Linked DNA regions of Mus musculus: region 2 is linked to region 1. A link is a loop called in an ENCODE intact Hi-C map of the cell type or tissue named here. Cell type or tissue: heart. All regions are shown on one strand.

Region 1 (8,000 bases):
ACGGGTTGGCATAATTCATTTGTGTCTGCTTTGGCTCCTTGTACCTCTGATCCTGTATCTGAGGATGCAATTCCACAGTGAGTGACAGTTGGGGTTCTCAAACAAGAAGCCAGATTCCCAAACTTTGAAGGCATTAGAATGTTAACAGTCAGTTAACAAAATGGCAAGGGAAAGTTGTCCCCAAAGCCCCATCACCATCATTTGGATCTGAGATCTGGCAAAACTAAGAGGTTTTCGGTGATGTAGTGAAACCAACTTAGATTTTTCCATCCCGACTCCACCCACTGTCAGTTGAGTACACTTGGGCACGTTGCCTAATTCATTTAACACCCAGTTTCCTTCTTCCCGACTGAAATAGTAACAAAGGCATGTTACAGGGGTGTTCTGCTATTCCGCTGGGAGCCTGTATATGTGGATCAGTGATGGCGAAGAGCAGCATCGTCAGAGAAAACCATGCATGCAGTACTCTGCACTGGGAAAGCTTGGGTGGATGGGAGAGCCAGTCACTGGTTCCAGGGACCTCCCTTTGTTCATTGGTGTCTCGAATGCCTGCAAACTGCAATGCACACCGCCTTCCCTTTATAAAATTAAAGATTGTAACCTCTGCTCCCTTGAAGTGTATAATGCAGACGTGAGCCTACACAGGTCTTTTCTTCTCTTTTCTACTGTGAGGAAAGCGCAGTATGAAATGGCTGTAAAATGGTGCACTCCAAGCTGACTCTTCAACCTACAACCTCCCTTTGACCTTTGGTTCCTAATCAAAACACCCCAGAACCCTGAACTTTGGAAAGCAGAGTAGAGAAGAAATCTGGTGGAGTTGTTTTTTGTTTGTTTATATTCTTTCCTTTTTTCTATGTACACTAGAAAATGTGCCTAAGTGTAAGTCACATGACATACTTTACAAATCCCTGGGTGAGCTGAATCTCTGGGGCTTTCTGGTAGTCCAGGTGGACACAAAACATTTGTCTAGTGTGAGTGGTGTTCATGTGTGTGGAGATGCTGGCTACTTATTGTCCTATAAATGGCACGTAGCTAGAAACCTGCCCTTGTCATGGCGCATTCATTATTGCCGAGGTGTTAAAGGTCTTACGTGGCTAGGCAGACATGAAATCAGTAGCGATTACATCCTTGTGTCTGAAGTGTTGATAACCATCACAGCTGCAGCATGAAACACGGCCTGGCTCCCTTTCCTTTCTTCTCTTCACTTCTTTATTGACTTCAGCTTTCTCTCTCTCTCTCTCAGATCTACCTGTCCACCAAGCTGCCCCCTTTAATCAAAAGTCACCTTGGCCAGTACACCCTGTCCAGTTCTTCATGGAAAACGGCCTGCCCCTCCATGCCTGCTCCCCATACACTTTTCTGCCTCTGCTGTTCTCTCTAACCAGGGTCTTGACATGACAGGCCCAGGCATTGAGATTTACCCCCATGCAGATTGCAGACTTGTAAGTCTCCAATACCAGAGTTACCCACCCTGCAAACTTCCCCCTCCTTGTATACATAAAACATACATCTCTCAAAGTTCTTAGTCTAAGTCCTCTAATTAATTCTTTACATGTATGTATTTATCAGAGCAGAATGCACATGCATGTAGAGGTCAGAGCACAAATGACTTGCAGAAGTTTGCACTCTCCTTCTGCTATGTGGGTTTGGGGGATTGAATTCAGGCTGTCAGGCTTATGAAAAGCCCTGTTTCTGGCTAAGCCATATTGCCAGCCTCTAAAATATCTTATTCTTCAAAATACTTCCCTGGAGTTTGCTATACAAATGTGAAACCCTGAGTTCAAGTCCCTATAACCTGTGTAAAACCAGGCGTAGTAACACATGCCTGTAATCTCAGTGTGCCTGTAGAAAGACCAGAGTTGGAGCTAGGACAGTCCCCAGCTGTGCCAGGCCAACTAATCTGGAGTATGCAATGGAAAGACCCTGTCTCAAATTGAGGCAAGGAACTACACCCAACCTTATCTTGTTTCTTTCTGTCAACAGGTGTGCTTCCTGCACACACACACACACACACACACACACACACACACACACATGCATACACAAATGCACACATGCACACACATTCTTTTTAAGTACAATTACAGCCATTCATATTTTATCATTTTTATAATAAACCTTTTAAAACTCATCCATTGATTTTAAGAAGATGTTTTATGTTTGTAGACAAACATACATTAATAAGTGATGTAGAAGGATCGGGGATACAAGATACACAGAACTACAGGAGATGACCATTCCTAAACAAACCAAAGGTACTCCAGCCCTCAGCCATTACACTTGATTCTCTCTGCTTAGAATGCTGCCTTCTTGATGGCCATGTGTTTCCTTCCTCATTTCTTCTTGATTTTTCCTCCAGCACTATCTTTTCAGGTGTTCTTTCTACAGCTATATCCTAAAATAGAAAATAAAACCCTCTATGCCCGGAAACTTTTCATTCACCTCTCCCTTGCATGGCCTTTACTTCACCTCTCTAGTAATGTTACCCCAGGTTCACACAGCAGACAACTGGGTCTCACATATCCAGGCACTGGGAACTTTGAAGTGTTCAGGAACACTTCTTGGGAAGAAAAGAAGAAAGAAGGGAATTAAATAAACGTGAAGTTAGGAGAGCTAATGATTAAACTAGTCTGAAGTTCAAAAGCATTGAAGTAGCAAAGCTATTATGGAACCTTGGGAAGTCAGCCCACCACTGGAAATTGGTAACTTGAATGAATTTATCTTCCTACTGTGTGTGAGCATTTGGATAACTCAGGAATGGCTAGCTTTCCTTTGTATCTCAGCACATCAGGAGTAGACAGTTTGACAGTAGAGGCTAAACAAACAGTTCTTTCTTCAAACAGTTCTCTCTTCTCTCCTCTCCTCTCCTCTCCTCTCCTCTCCTCTCCTCTCCTCTCCTCTCCTCTCCTCTCCTCTCCTCTCCTCTCCTCTCCTCTCCTCTCCTCTCCTCTCCTCTCCTCTCCTCTTCTCTTCTCTTCTCTTTTCCAGAGTAGTGAATTGGTTTAGGTATTCTCTACAATTACCAGTGAAGTTATTTGGCTTCATATTTGTTCCTAGATCTCATAGACAAAAATATAGGTGTCGTTTCATCCTTACCTGGATTAGCTTCATCAGCACTTGTTTGGATTAGCTCTTCTTTGGCTACTGGGAAACTCTCCAGCTGACTCCGGATCTTTCTGACTCCAGTCATGGCCAACTCTATTTTCTAGTACAGTATATTCCTCACCCATCTTATGCCCCTCCTGTCACGGCCATGGAGGCAGTAATTGGGGCAAGGAGTCTTGCTTACTCTCATGGAGAGGAATCTAACAGTTCATTGCTTCTATGTTAGCCATTCTTCTTAGACTTGCAGTGTACAGAGCCAGAAAATACATTTCAGATGATTTCACTCTCACACGACAGCCAAGAAAGCAGAATGAACAACTAGGCCCCCATTTTACTTTTATGGCCGTTAAGGAAAAAAGTATTTAAGCTGCATAGAGAAGAAAGAGCCCCATAGAAACACTGAAGCCCGGTGTGTGAAGGAGCGCATGTGCTCGAGTTGTAGTCAGACACATTTAGTCACCAGATGTGTGTGAGCTGTGCCTCAGAACTTGTGTCTGCGAGGACTGACACAGTGCCAGTGGGCCTCGAGAGCCCAGAGATGCCGGAAATAGCACAACAAGCAAATCCTGTCCTATTTTTACAACCTCAAGTTTGATACAGTAAATCATCCTGTGATGTTTAACCAAGGCTGAAACGCATTACTGCATAGAATAAGGACAGTGTTGCAGCAACCATGTGCAACTTAGGAAGAAGGAGTGCGCCTGGACTCTGCATCAGGCTGAGCAGTTCTTCTCGCCGTATTTCCTATGTCCCATAGTCTCCTCTATCCATAAAATGGAATAAAATCTAGAAGAATATACTAGAAACGTCATCTTTTCTTGCTAAATGTTAACTTTTGGAGAACATTATACATGACTACTGCTGACATTGGTACCCCTCTTGCCTCTTCTACTTCTCTCTCATACCCTACTCCCAAATTCATGACTGCTTAAGTGCCACTACATCACACACATACACACACACACACACACACACACACACACACACACACACACGGCTATATGTGTGTATATATTATGTACATGTCTTATTTGGGTAACCATATTGTTAGAGTTCGTGGATAAATTTTTCCTGCCATATCCTGGGGAGGAGACTGGACCTTGTAAAGATGAAGGTTTAACTCTGCTGTCTATAAGAACCACTTTAAATCATGCATTCTAGACAGGTATTCTGTCACTGAGCCTGGCACCTACCTCCCAAATAAATCCCTAAAAAGTTGCAATCATGAAGAACATTATCTAAGACTAAAAGAGATCTGAGCTGTAAATCGGTTGTAAGTATTTACCTATGTTATCTCTCAAATAAGTAGAAATAGAACACCATCCATCCAAATAGCCCATTGATCCAAAGAACACATCATAGGGAAAAATCAGAATGTATTTTAAGTTAGTAGCAAGCCAAGTAGTGGGAATAAAGTAAAGTAATGTCTGAGGGATGCTTGTACCATTAAGTATTAACTTTAGAAAATGAGCATGATGGTGAGCTGTAACCTAAACTTTCTTCTCAAAAATTAAATAAAATAGACATATAAACAGATCATCTAGTGGAAAGAAAGAAATGATCAAAGCATAAACCAATGAAATTATAAACAAAAAACAATATAGGAAACCAAAAGCTAGCCTTCAGGGGAAAGCAAACCATCATTCATACGGACACCGTGCTCAGCATTGTTAGGGACAGAAGATGGAATCCATGGACTACCAGGAAGAAGACAGCAAGATCCTGCAGATGTGTGAAGAATAGTCGTGCAGGCAGCTTCAGGCCCCGGGTGTCTGTTGACTCATATCTATCTCATTTGCAGCTAAAAGACTTTCCACCGACACATTTCCAGCCATTGTATGGGAGACATGACAAGGAAAAGGGATAAACACTATTTTCCGCATTTTGGTTTGGTTTTTTTGGAGATAAACACAAGCTAGCCTACAATTTCTGATTCTCCTGCCTCCATTAAAACAAACCAACAAAAAACCAGAAAAGGCCATTTGAAGAACAACATACAGAAATGTGTCTTATAGATATGGATAATAAATTGATTATTAAAATATTTAGGTCCCAGCACTCAAGAGGCTGAGACAGGAAGACTGGAAGTTTGAGGGCAGCCTGAACTACACAAAGAAACCTTGTCTTTTTTAAAGAAAGAAAAAGAAAGAAAGAAAGAAAGAAAGAAAGAAAGAAAGAAAGAAAGAAAGAAAGAAAGGAAGGAAGGAAGGAAGGAAGGAAGAAAGAGAGAAAGAAGGAAGAAAGAAAGAGAGAAAGAGAGAGAGAAAGAAAGAAAAGAAAAGAAAGAAAAAGAAAGAGGGGGGAGGGAGGGGGAGGGAGAAGGAAGGAAAGAAAGAAAGAAAAGAAAGAAAGAAGAAAGAAGGAAAGAAATGGGCATGGGGTTTCTGGGGGCAGGTTAATGAAATGTTCTACAGTTGACTGAGAGATGCTTATTTCAAGTCTGAGAATATAGTGAAAGTCACTGAATTTTACACTTTAAATGGTGACCTATATGGCATGTGGATTATGTCTCAATAAAGCTATTAAAAAAAAAAAGAAAGCTACCAATGAGAAAATCCTGACAGCATCTAAAATAAAAGGAATATATACAGTTTGACTGAGTGCGGTTTCTAAAGAGTGAGGTCAGTTTAAAGTCAATCAATTTAACCAGCTCTGAGGAGACCAAAAGCAGCAAATCAAATAGTTGGTACAACAGAGACAGGAAAATCACTTGATACAATCCAGGTCTGCTCAGGGCAAAAATCCTCAGCAAACAAAGGACAGAGAGATGAATACTCAGTGTGCTGATGATAATGTTAATACATCTAACACGCTTAGCTACCAAAGACGTTTCTGCATGTATCTCATGGCTGAGATATGCGTTTGCTCCTGTCAGGTTCCACTCAACATTACCATATCAATATGAAAATGTGTCGCCATAGCCCTCAGCCCCCCAAAATGAGCCTTGGGGGGAGGGGGTAAGAAGGCACAGACTCAGAGACTCAGACTCCGGCAGCCAGGTGAGAAGCAGATGCTGGTGAGGAGTGCCTTTCTACCTCTGCCCATGTCCCCTTGGTTCATAATGCCTGTCACGTGCAGCTGGCACCAGCCATTTGCATAGGCCATTGCGGGGTGGGGGCAGAGGGGTTCTATTCGGAACATGCTGACTCACTCCTCCTACAAAAATAGTAAATATAAATAATAGTCATAAATGTGAAAGATGAACATTGTTTGTCTTTACTTTCAAGCAACGTTGTACAAAGAGAGATGCTATGGAGATGTTTATAGTCAATTGAAAGGACTTGCAATAAACTTTTAAAACTGGTAGTTGAATTTAACAGTATCACAAGAAATAAGATAACATTATAAAAATCAATTATGTTTCTAGTTATAATTGTCCATGAAAGTTTTAGAAATTGCAATACCATCAAAATTAAAGATCTAGAAAGATGGCTCAGTGGTTAGCAGAACTGTTCCTAAAGAGGACATGGGTACAATGCCCAGCACACACACACAATGACTAACATCCACATGCACCCCAGTTCTGGGTTATCTGGTACCCTCTTCTGGCCTCACCATGGATCTCTGGCTGGCCTGGAACTCGTTGTGTAGACCAGGCTGTCCTCAGATTTACAGAGTTCCATCTGCCTTCCCTTGGAATGCTGGGCTTACAGGAATATGCTGCCACCCCTGGCTTCAACAGTTTCTTACAGAGTAATTGCGTGTAGGAGCATGGTGTTTGTGTGGGCCTGCATGCCATGGCACATGTGCGGAGGTCAAGGACAACCTCACGAAGTCCCTTCTTTCCTTCTAACTCTCTGTAGGTTCTAAGGATTGACCCAAGATCACAAAGTTGTGCACCAAGTACCTTTATCTGCTCATAAGACTTACTGTAGAAATCTGCAGGGTTTGTATAGAAGACCCAGAAATAGCCAAATTTTGTGAGAAGACTAAAGTCAGGTCTGCCATGTACCTCGACAGTAGAGCACATGACTAGCATGTCAAACCATAGATAGAGTCAGTCTCCAGCACACACAGCCCAGCAAAACAAAACATCTTAACTGTAAGACTTAATAGAACCAATAGTCATCACCATGGTGTGGTATTGGTCTAAGGATGTTCACACCCATAAATAAAAGAGAGGGAGTAGAAAACCCAGACATGAACCTGCATGTATATAACCTACTGATTTTGCTGTAGACACAAGGTACAGTGGATGCTTGGATCTCTTTTTAAAAGTAAAAGATGCTGTAACAGTTAGTTTGTCACATACAAAATAGGCCTGCACCCCAATCTCATACCATAAATAACAAATGAACTTGAAATTGCTATGAATATGACTTTTAAAGAAAATTAAATTTCTCGAAGAGAAAGGATGGGGAAAATGTCTGTTGCCTTGAACTAGGGAAGGGATTGTTAAGGCACTAAGAGCACAAAGCACAAAAGAAAACTTGGTAAATTGGACTTCTCCAAAAGTGAAACCTTTTCATTTCAAAGAACACTATTAAGAAAATGAAAGGCAATTTCAGACTTGAAAATATTTCCAAAGTTATATCTGATAATGATTTGTATTCAGAACATATGAGGAACAATTATTACTTACTAATCAGACGACAAGCCCCATTTTTAAAACTAGGAAAAAGCTCTGAATAGACACATTACTAAAATTATATAAGACATGTAAAAATGAAAAGTTCAGCATCGTTAGTCATCAGAGAAACGCAAATTAAAGTCACAGTAACTGTGACGACCTCCCCATTACAAAAAAATTCAGAGATTGTAGTAATCAGAAATAGGAAGGGATCTTTATCTTAACTTGTTGGAGTCTCTCAGGAGAATTTCCAGAAAGCAACTGTGACCAACCAAGGTTAGTGCCAGCTGCATCCAGGTAACAGAGCCAACTTGAATTCATTAAG
Region 2 (8,000 bases), 140 kb before region 1:
TTGAGCAGAAAGGCATAGTATCTGGGGGAAATCTTTAACCAGTGCCGTGTAATGATGACTGTAAATGGTTTTGGTTTTGGGGGGTGTGTGTGTGTGTGTGTGTGTGTGTGTTTCTTTGTTTGTATTTAGTGCCGGAAAGAAGAAATAAAGGTGATTTGGTGATATGCCCAGAATCCTGGGATGAACACACCAGAAATATGTGCATGTGTGCATGCATGTGTGTGGATTTATAACTGAATATCTTGTGAATCCCCAGAACTAAGGAGTAACATCCTCAGTTTTACATCTTTGTCACATAAAGTGACAAAGTTCATGCCCCACAGACATGGACCTGATTTGAGAGCTTTGGGACAATGTCTTCTCAAGCCAGCTCCAGACCTGCTGACTCAGAACCTGCCTCTTAACAATATCCCAGAGGGAGCCATTCCATGTGACATTTGAAGAAGCATTGCTTTCTTGGCTGTACCAGTCTTAGCCTTCCTAGAAAATTTCTGTGGGATCTACATACCGTGACTTTTCATGTCCACTAAAGATGACACCACAAAGGACTTACAAAAAGTACATTGTAGCACTTTGGTGTTACCACAAAGGTCTTACAAAAAATTACATTGTAGCACTTTGATGTTATCACACTCTTAGGCAATTTCCTCTAGTCTCTCTTCTTTTCCTAGGTAACCAGTTAACTTTTAGTTCGGCTTAATTATTATATGCCATCTCTTGCATTAAGCAAATGTGTCTAGCAAGGAAAGCAAACAGAGAAATGGATGCCCAGCACCTGGTATCCCCAGGCCACCCAGTAGCTTATTTTTTCACTGTGGCCACTGGTTTTCAAAGTCACAAGATACCAAATGAAAGACAGCTTTGCAAACCATCACAGCCTCAGGAAAATGTGCTTGGGTGGTTTTATCTGCAGACGTGGAGACAAGTCCCTTCCTTGAGCTCTTCCCTCTCCTCATTTCCACCTCTCTGACTAACTGGAAAGCCCCTGGCTACAGATGTAGAGGCAAATTACCATCTAGACTTAAGTAAGCAGGCACCAGCATCAACACATAAACAGGTTTCATGTTGGAGAGCCAAAGAAAACAGAACACAGCACCAGAAAGTCTTCTGAGCCCACACCAAGTCAGAGAATCCTGAGTTCATGGCGTGTAGAAAATGCCAAATCAATTTTGAATAAATAAGTCACAAATGCACCAATGGAATAAGCTGCCCTGGAAACCATGTCCTTGCATCACTTCAGTGCTTTTAGTCAACATGTTTCCCTAAAGTCTTCATGTAACTTCATTGCTCCTTGCAGCCTTCTCAAACTTGACCTCATCCAGCAACTTGCAAATTCTATCGTATTTCAACAAAACAGTACTGAAATCCGAACAGAGCCAGTGTCTCAAGACCACTACCAATAAGCTAGTACGAGTTCAGGTACTACCACGTTGGTGCTGCATAATACTGGGCAATTGCCTGATTCGTAGAACCCATATATTCTTCCCAGTAAAACCGAGCTACACCATCTTCTATGTGGGGTGCTCGTGTGATTTAACTAGACTAGCATCTATGGAAGAGCATAGGCCAGTATGAAATGCATGTTACGTTACCAACAGCTCGCTGTACATTTCCTATTACCTCACCAACTTCAGCTCATTGGTCCCACATCCCTGACCTTACCAGATTCAAGAGTGACTTGAAGCCTATTAAAAGTATTTTAAGTTGCCTATTAAAGCGTATATTATTGAGTACCACATCATATTTCTTTACGTGTGTACCTTGTAAAAATATTCAAATCTGAATAAACCCATCTCTGTCCTACATTATGTTATGACAATATATTCAAAATGCTTTGTCCTAGTTTTTCCAAGATATACAAACCATCTGCAGTCATACTAGGCATAACAGCAAACTAGAAGTTTCTCCCATCTTAGTACATAACAACCAGTTTTCTCCCTTCCTCTTTATAATCCTAAGCTTCTTGTAACCCCCATTTAACTTCCTAGTCTCCTGAAGATTAGTGTTTCTAGATTGCATGTTTGAGTAAGTTCACACAGTCTAACTCCATGCCTGCCTTATCATTTAGCATAATGTTCTCCACAACTGGGCATCACTACAAGGAACAGTTCCATCTTTTCATGACTGGACTATTCCTTTGTGTTTATGTCTCCCAGTATATCTACTCACCAGTTAAGAGAGAACTCATTTCCATTTCTGAGTTGTTTTGGTTATTTTGCATAGGGCTGCAATTTAACTGGGAGCACAGACATTCCTTATTCCTTCCAAGCACTCCCACTTCCTTTAGCTTTGCACTTCATGCTAGGATTGCAGGATCATGTGATGACTCTATTCCTGCCCCTCTTTTCCCCTAAATTCCCATATATCCCTGATGAATGAAGTCTGAAATGTGACCTATTGGTTTATCCCTACACTTTGATACCAATACTGTGCTGTTGTGACCAGTAGCTTTGTGGTATATTTTGAAGTCAGTTTATGTAATTGTGCACTACCTTATTGGTTTTTGTTGCTGTTGTTGTTCAAGATTGCCCTCATTAGTCAAGGTTGTTTCTTGGGAGGAAAATGATTTGTTTCCAATCTCTATGAAGAATATCCTTTTTATTTTGATAGAGAGTGCCTAGAATCTGTATACTTTGTGATATGTGGACAGTCTAATAATATTCATTTTTCAACTCATGAGTAAGGAATATATTTTCATTGTTAATTTCATTTTCAGTATCTTTTGAAAATATTTTATAGCTTTTATTGTATTGTCTTGCTTTTTTATTAAGTTTTCATTTTGTAGCTATTATAAGTGAGGTATTTTTTCAGATAATTCTCAATTGATATATAGAATTGTTGTTTATATTTTATGATCATTTATGTATTTAAACTTTTTAAAATTTTATTAAATCTTTTTTTACAGTCCAGATTTTATCCCCTCTAACTGTTCCACCCTCTAACTGGTCCACCCTCTAACTGTTCCACATCCCATACCTCCTCCTCTGTCCCCTCTCCTCCATCTCCACAAGGATGTCCCCTCCCCCAACCTCCACCCCACCAGACCTCCGCACTCCCTGGGGCCTTCAATCTCTTGAGGGTTAGGTACATCTTCTCTGAATGAGTCCAGACCCAGCAGTCCTCTGCTGTATATGTGTTAAGGGTCTCATATCAGCTAGTGTACTTGCCTGGTTGGTGGCCCAGTGTCTGAGAGATCTCTGGGGTCCAGGTTAATTGAGACCGCTGGTCCTCGTACAGGGTTGCTCTTCTCCTTAGTTTCTTCCAGCTTTTCCCTAATTCAACCACAGGGGTCAGCAGCTTCTGTCCATTGGTTGGGTGTAAATATCTGCATCTGACTCTGAAGTAAACATCTGCATCTGAAGGTGCTGGTTGGGTCTTTCAGAGGGCAGTCATGATAGGCCCCTTTTTGTGAGTGCTCCATAGCCTCAGTAATAGTGTCAGGCCTTGGGACCTCCCCTTGAGCTGGAACCCACCTGTCACTGGACCTCCCTTTCCTCAGGCTCTTCTCCATTGTTGTCCCTGCTGTTCTTTCAGACAGGAACAATTATGGGTCAGAGTTTTTGACTGTGGGTTGGCAACCCCATCCCTCACTTTCTGCTGGTGGTGGGCTCTACAAGTTCCCTCTTCCCACTGTAGGGCATTTCATCCAAGGTCCCTCCCTCCCTTTGAGTCCTGGGAGTCTCTCACCTCCCAGGTCTCTGGTACATTCTGGAGGGTCCCCCACCTCCTATCTCTCTCAGGACCTTAGTTCTGTTCCCCCCCCCCACCCAATATCTGATAATGTTTCCATCTTGCCCTCCTTGTCCCCCTTTCCACCCAGGTCGCTCCCTTGTGTATTTAAACTTTGCTAAGTTCATTTGTTAGTATTCTAGTTTTGCAGTAGAATCTAGAGTTTTCTCTAATTGGGACCCTTTCCTCTGTAACAGTGACAGTTTGGCTTTATCCTTTCTCGAGTGGATACTCTTTTTTTCTCTTGCCTAATTGCTGTGGCCAAAACTTCTAACATTGTGTGGATTGAACAGGTAAAGGTTAGCATCTTGCTTGCTCCAGATATGGTTCCTTCTTCCATGTGATGCTGGCTTTGGGCTAGTTTCATATGGCTTTTATCATGCTATAATGCAGCAATTGAAATTGTCTAATCCTATAAATTATTATAAAAAGTAGAATATTTAATTAGATTATATATTTCAAATTTAAAAATCATTTGTTAATTCATTTATTCTCATTTAAAATATTTACTATTTCATAAGTACCAGGTATAATTCAGATACATCCAACTAGAAATAGCCTCATTAAGAGAAAATCCCAGGGGTCTTCTTGGCACAAAGATTGGCTAACAGGAACAAAGCACAAGGTTCAAATCCCAACATAGCATAAACCAGATAGAGTGAAGCATGCCTACAATCCAGCATTAAGGAGGTAGAAACAAGAGAATCCATAGTTCAAGGTCATCCTTGACTATGAGCTGAGCTAGAGCCCAGCCTGAGGTACATGAGAACTTTCTAGAAGCAGGGATGGGGACACACACACAGATCTCTCTCTCTCTCTCTCTCTCTCTCTCTCTCTCTCTCTCTCTCTCTCCCTTTCTCTCTCCTTTTCTCTCTCTCTCTCACTCTCAAACACATGCACAGAGCAAGAGATAAAGACAGAGACATACAGACAGAGATAGAGACAGATTTATAGAAAGTGTGTGCTATTATAAAGTTGCTTGCTATTTTTTTCTGTTCTATATCAAGATCCATATACAAAGTAGTTCATGTGCACATATGCCAGGGAAAATGTCAATGACAAATATCTCTGGAATAATTATTAAATATAAATACTCATGTAAATGTCTTTTTATATAAACATATTAAATTTATGCTATTAAAAATACCTGACATTTTATATTTATATAATATATACAAACATAAATCATTTATATTTATATTAAATGTCAGTTATTACTTGCAAACAATATTTTATCATTTTGTCACCTAGGGAGAAAAAGTTCAAATATTGAACTATCTGAATTATAATGGAATAGCTGCCAATGTTTTTCATCTCCATTTGATGAAATGAAATGAAGGAAAGTCATTGTCAGAATGTAAACTCTCCAGAACACTAAGCTATAGCAGCCATTCTTCCTGGAATTCTTCCTGGAAGTAACCATTGAATATGGCACAGCAGGTTCTATTTAACCCTGTTGGTTAGTAAGTGGTTCGCATTAGTGTTCCTGTTTCATTTTCTGTTGCTGTGAATTAAATCACTCTGCCAATGAGCAATTCAAGGGAGAAGTATGTTTATTTCATCATATAGGTTACAGTCCATCATTGGGGAAAATATGGACAAAAACTCAAGCAGAAGCTTGAAGCAGAAACCATTCTTTAAAAATGCTGCTTATTAGCAGGTTCCCTGACTGGCAACCCTATGTTCAGCTGGCTTCTCATATAGGCCAGGACTCCCTGCCAAGGGAATGATGTCATCCAGAAAGCCAAGCCCTCTTGCATCAATTATCAATCAAGATAATCCCATACAAGCATGCCTGCAAGCCAATCTGATCTAGGCAATTCCTCAAATAGTTTCTCCTCTCAGATGATTCTAGGCTGTGATAAATTGGTAGTTAAAGCTAACTGGGACAATTAAGTATTGATATATCTTCAGATACTTCAAAATCAATTAAATCAAGCCATATGACTCAGACTAAAATGATTCTGCAGGAAATTACGATATTATCCTATGTATTGGATATAGTTTCATGTGATTTTTATAACCTTTATTTCCAGGGGTGTGAATGTACCTAAAAACTTTAAAGTATAATTTTGACATTACATATATGTATAAAGTTATGAAATATTACTTTTAAAAATTATAGGTATATTTAAAGATGAAACTAGGAAATGTAACAGAAAAAAATCTGAGAAAGAATATATACTTTCAAAGATAAAATTTGAAGTTTCAAGAACACCTGTAACTGCAGGGGCATGGGGGAACAGTTCTCGTAGACATAGAAAAAAATGGAACTTCTGATTAGAACAGTGAATTGCAAAAATGTTTACCAAGTAGAAAGTTACTGGCACCCAAAGGTGGGGCACAGGAGTGGAGTCTCCTGCTGTTGTTTTGTTTTTTTCTGGGCACCTCTCTGGGCTTTGGGAAATAAACTATCAGGTGTTTAAACAATGTTGCAGAAATATATTCCACCCCAATTATATGGCAACAAAGTTTCCTGTTGCTTCCATAGAGCGTCCCACGCCTAAATGCAGGCAAAGAGGTCACCCATGTGCTTATGATACAAATGAGCAATCACTTGACTTCAGCATTTCCTCCAGCCCAGAGCCTGTGTTTTGTACAGTTTCATTCATTAAAAGATACTGAGGTGAATGAGAAATTTCTTTAAATGGGTTCATTTGCCAGAATTTGAAAATTTGTTGTAACCTTCTGTTGCATGTATGTTATATTTCCACTAATATAAAATTAACCAATTAAACAGGCTTTATTTTATTTTAAAAAATGCTAAGTTGGTAATATTTTTCTGCATTAATAAAACAGATGATCAAAAATGCTAATAACTAAGTAGTTCCAAAGCACTTTCATTGGGATACTGAAATGAAACCTAGCTGGAATGCTAAGGTGCCACTCATCTCTCCATTAGTCAGTGTTCCCTACCCGGAGAGTAAACATTTAACTACAGATAGCAAGTAGAATACATCCAGATAAAGCTTATCAAACAGCCAATACTCTCCAAGGCAGCTTTTAAGAAAGCTGGATTGGAGAACACAGTTTAAGCTGAGACTCACCAAGTATTACTGCTCTTGTTTCGTTCATTCTGGGCTACTCTCTCTTCCACTTGTTATTCCAGGACATCTGCTGTTCTCACAGCAACTAGGGAAGGGATCAATATGAAATCTGTCCTTAGTGTCAAGCTACAGAAAGGAGGCCAACAACAAGGAGGCACACATTTATCCCGTGCTTAAGGTTGTCTTGTCCCTTGCTATCATTACATGGCAGCAGCCTACGCTGAGCTGTTGTATACTTCGAAGATGGCTGGGCCACTTCTCATACAGGGAAGAACATTCTAGCTTTCTTACCTTATAAGCGTTGGGATTAAGGAAAGAGGAAAGCCTACAAAAGAGGAGACAGAAAGAATGTAAGAGCCAGAATGAATGGAGGACCAAGAAAGAAGGCTCTCTAAGTCAAATATGATCAAAATACATGTGAACTCACAGAGACTGAGACAGCGTGCACAGAGCTGAAAGAAGCAGCCATGAGTCCCAATCCCTAACTAGAAGCAATCTCTAATTAATAACCATTTATAAATGAAATCTGAGTCTCCTTCAAGGGAGTTTCACTCGGAAAACACACTATACTAAGGGTAGGCTGTATGCTCAGCAGTCGTTGGCCAACAGAAAACAAACTCAGTAACAACTTTGGATGTTCCTTGTCTTACCACTTAGACATGTCCTCATTTCTTTTTCTTTTCCTTTTTCCTTTCCTTTCCTTTCCTTTCCTTTCCTTTCCTTTCCTTTCCTTTCCTTTCCTTCCCTTCCCTTCCCTTCCCTTCTCTCTTCTCTTCTCTTCTCTTCTCTTCTTTTCTTTTCTTTTCTTTATTTCCCTTTTTGTATTAATTTCACCTTTTTAAATGTTTTATTGATATATCTTTCCTTCTCCCTTTCAGTCATGTAAATCCCTTGCAAACATATTATAGCTTCCAGTTTAGTGCTTTTCTCAGATTCCCAAGCAAGAGGACAAGAGGATCTCTGTTTCTTGAGTCTTCTCTTGGGCTCTTTTCCTTATATTTTTTTCTCCAATTCCAATGTGTTAGGTTTTGTTTTGTTTTTATATTATACATTATATTAACTCATTATCTTTCCTTAGAGGCCTGTTTTGTAATGAGAGACAAGAAAGGGAGTGGATCTGGATGGGAGGGGAAGGGGGGGATTGGGATTAGTAGCAAAAAGGGAAACCATAATCAGATATATTATGTGAGAAAAAAATCTATTGTTAATGAAAGGGAAAATCTA

Evidence for each region. Peaks named below come from ENCODE experiments on the same cell type or tissue, not always from the same donor. Only the 100,000 strongest peaks of a DNase experiment are listed, where the experiment ranks them.
Region 2: it touches region 1 in a loop (3-fold over the local background); 2 of 42 quality-filtered maps call a loop at or near these places.

Annotation. Positions count from the first base shown.
Region 1 is chr6:8,679,232-8,687,231 of GRCm38, reverse strand. All of the region lies in intron 6 of Ica1 (islet cell autoantigen 1), which reads left to right. Among named protein-coding and RNA genes, the nearest start is that of Gm35621, 60 kb to the right of the region's middle. In heart, no CTCF peak of the experiment used is centred here; DNase peaks (open chromatin) are centred at 371 and 3,591.
Region 2 is chr6:8,818,734-8,826,733 of GRCm38, reverse strand. No RefSeq gene overlaps it. Among named protein-coding and RNA genes, the nearest start is that of Gm38765, 16 kb to the right of the region's middle. In heart, no CTCF peak of the experiment used is centred here; no DNase peak of the experiment used is centred here.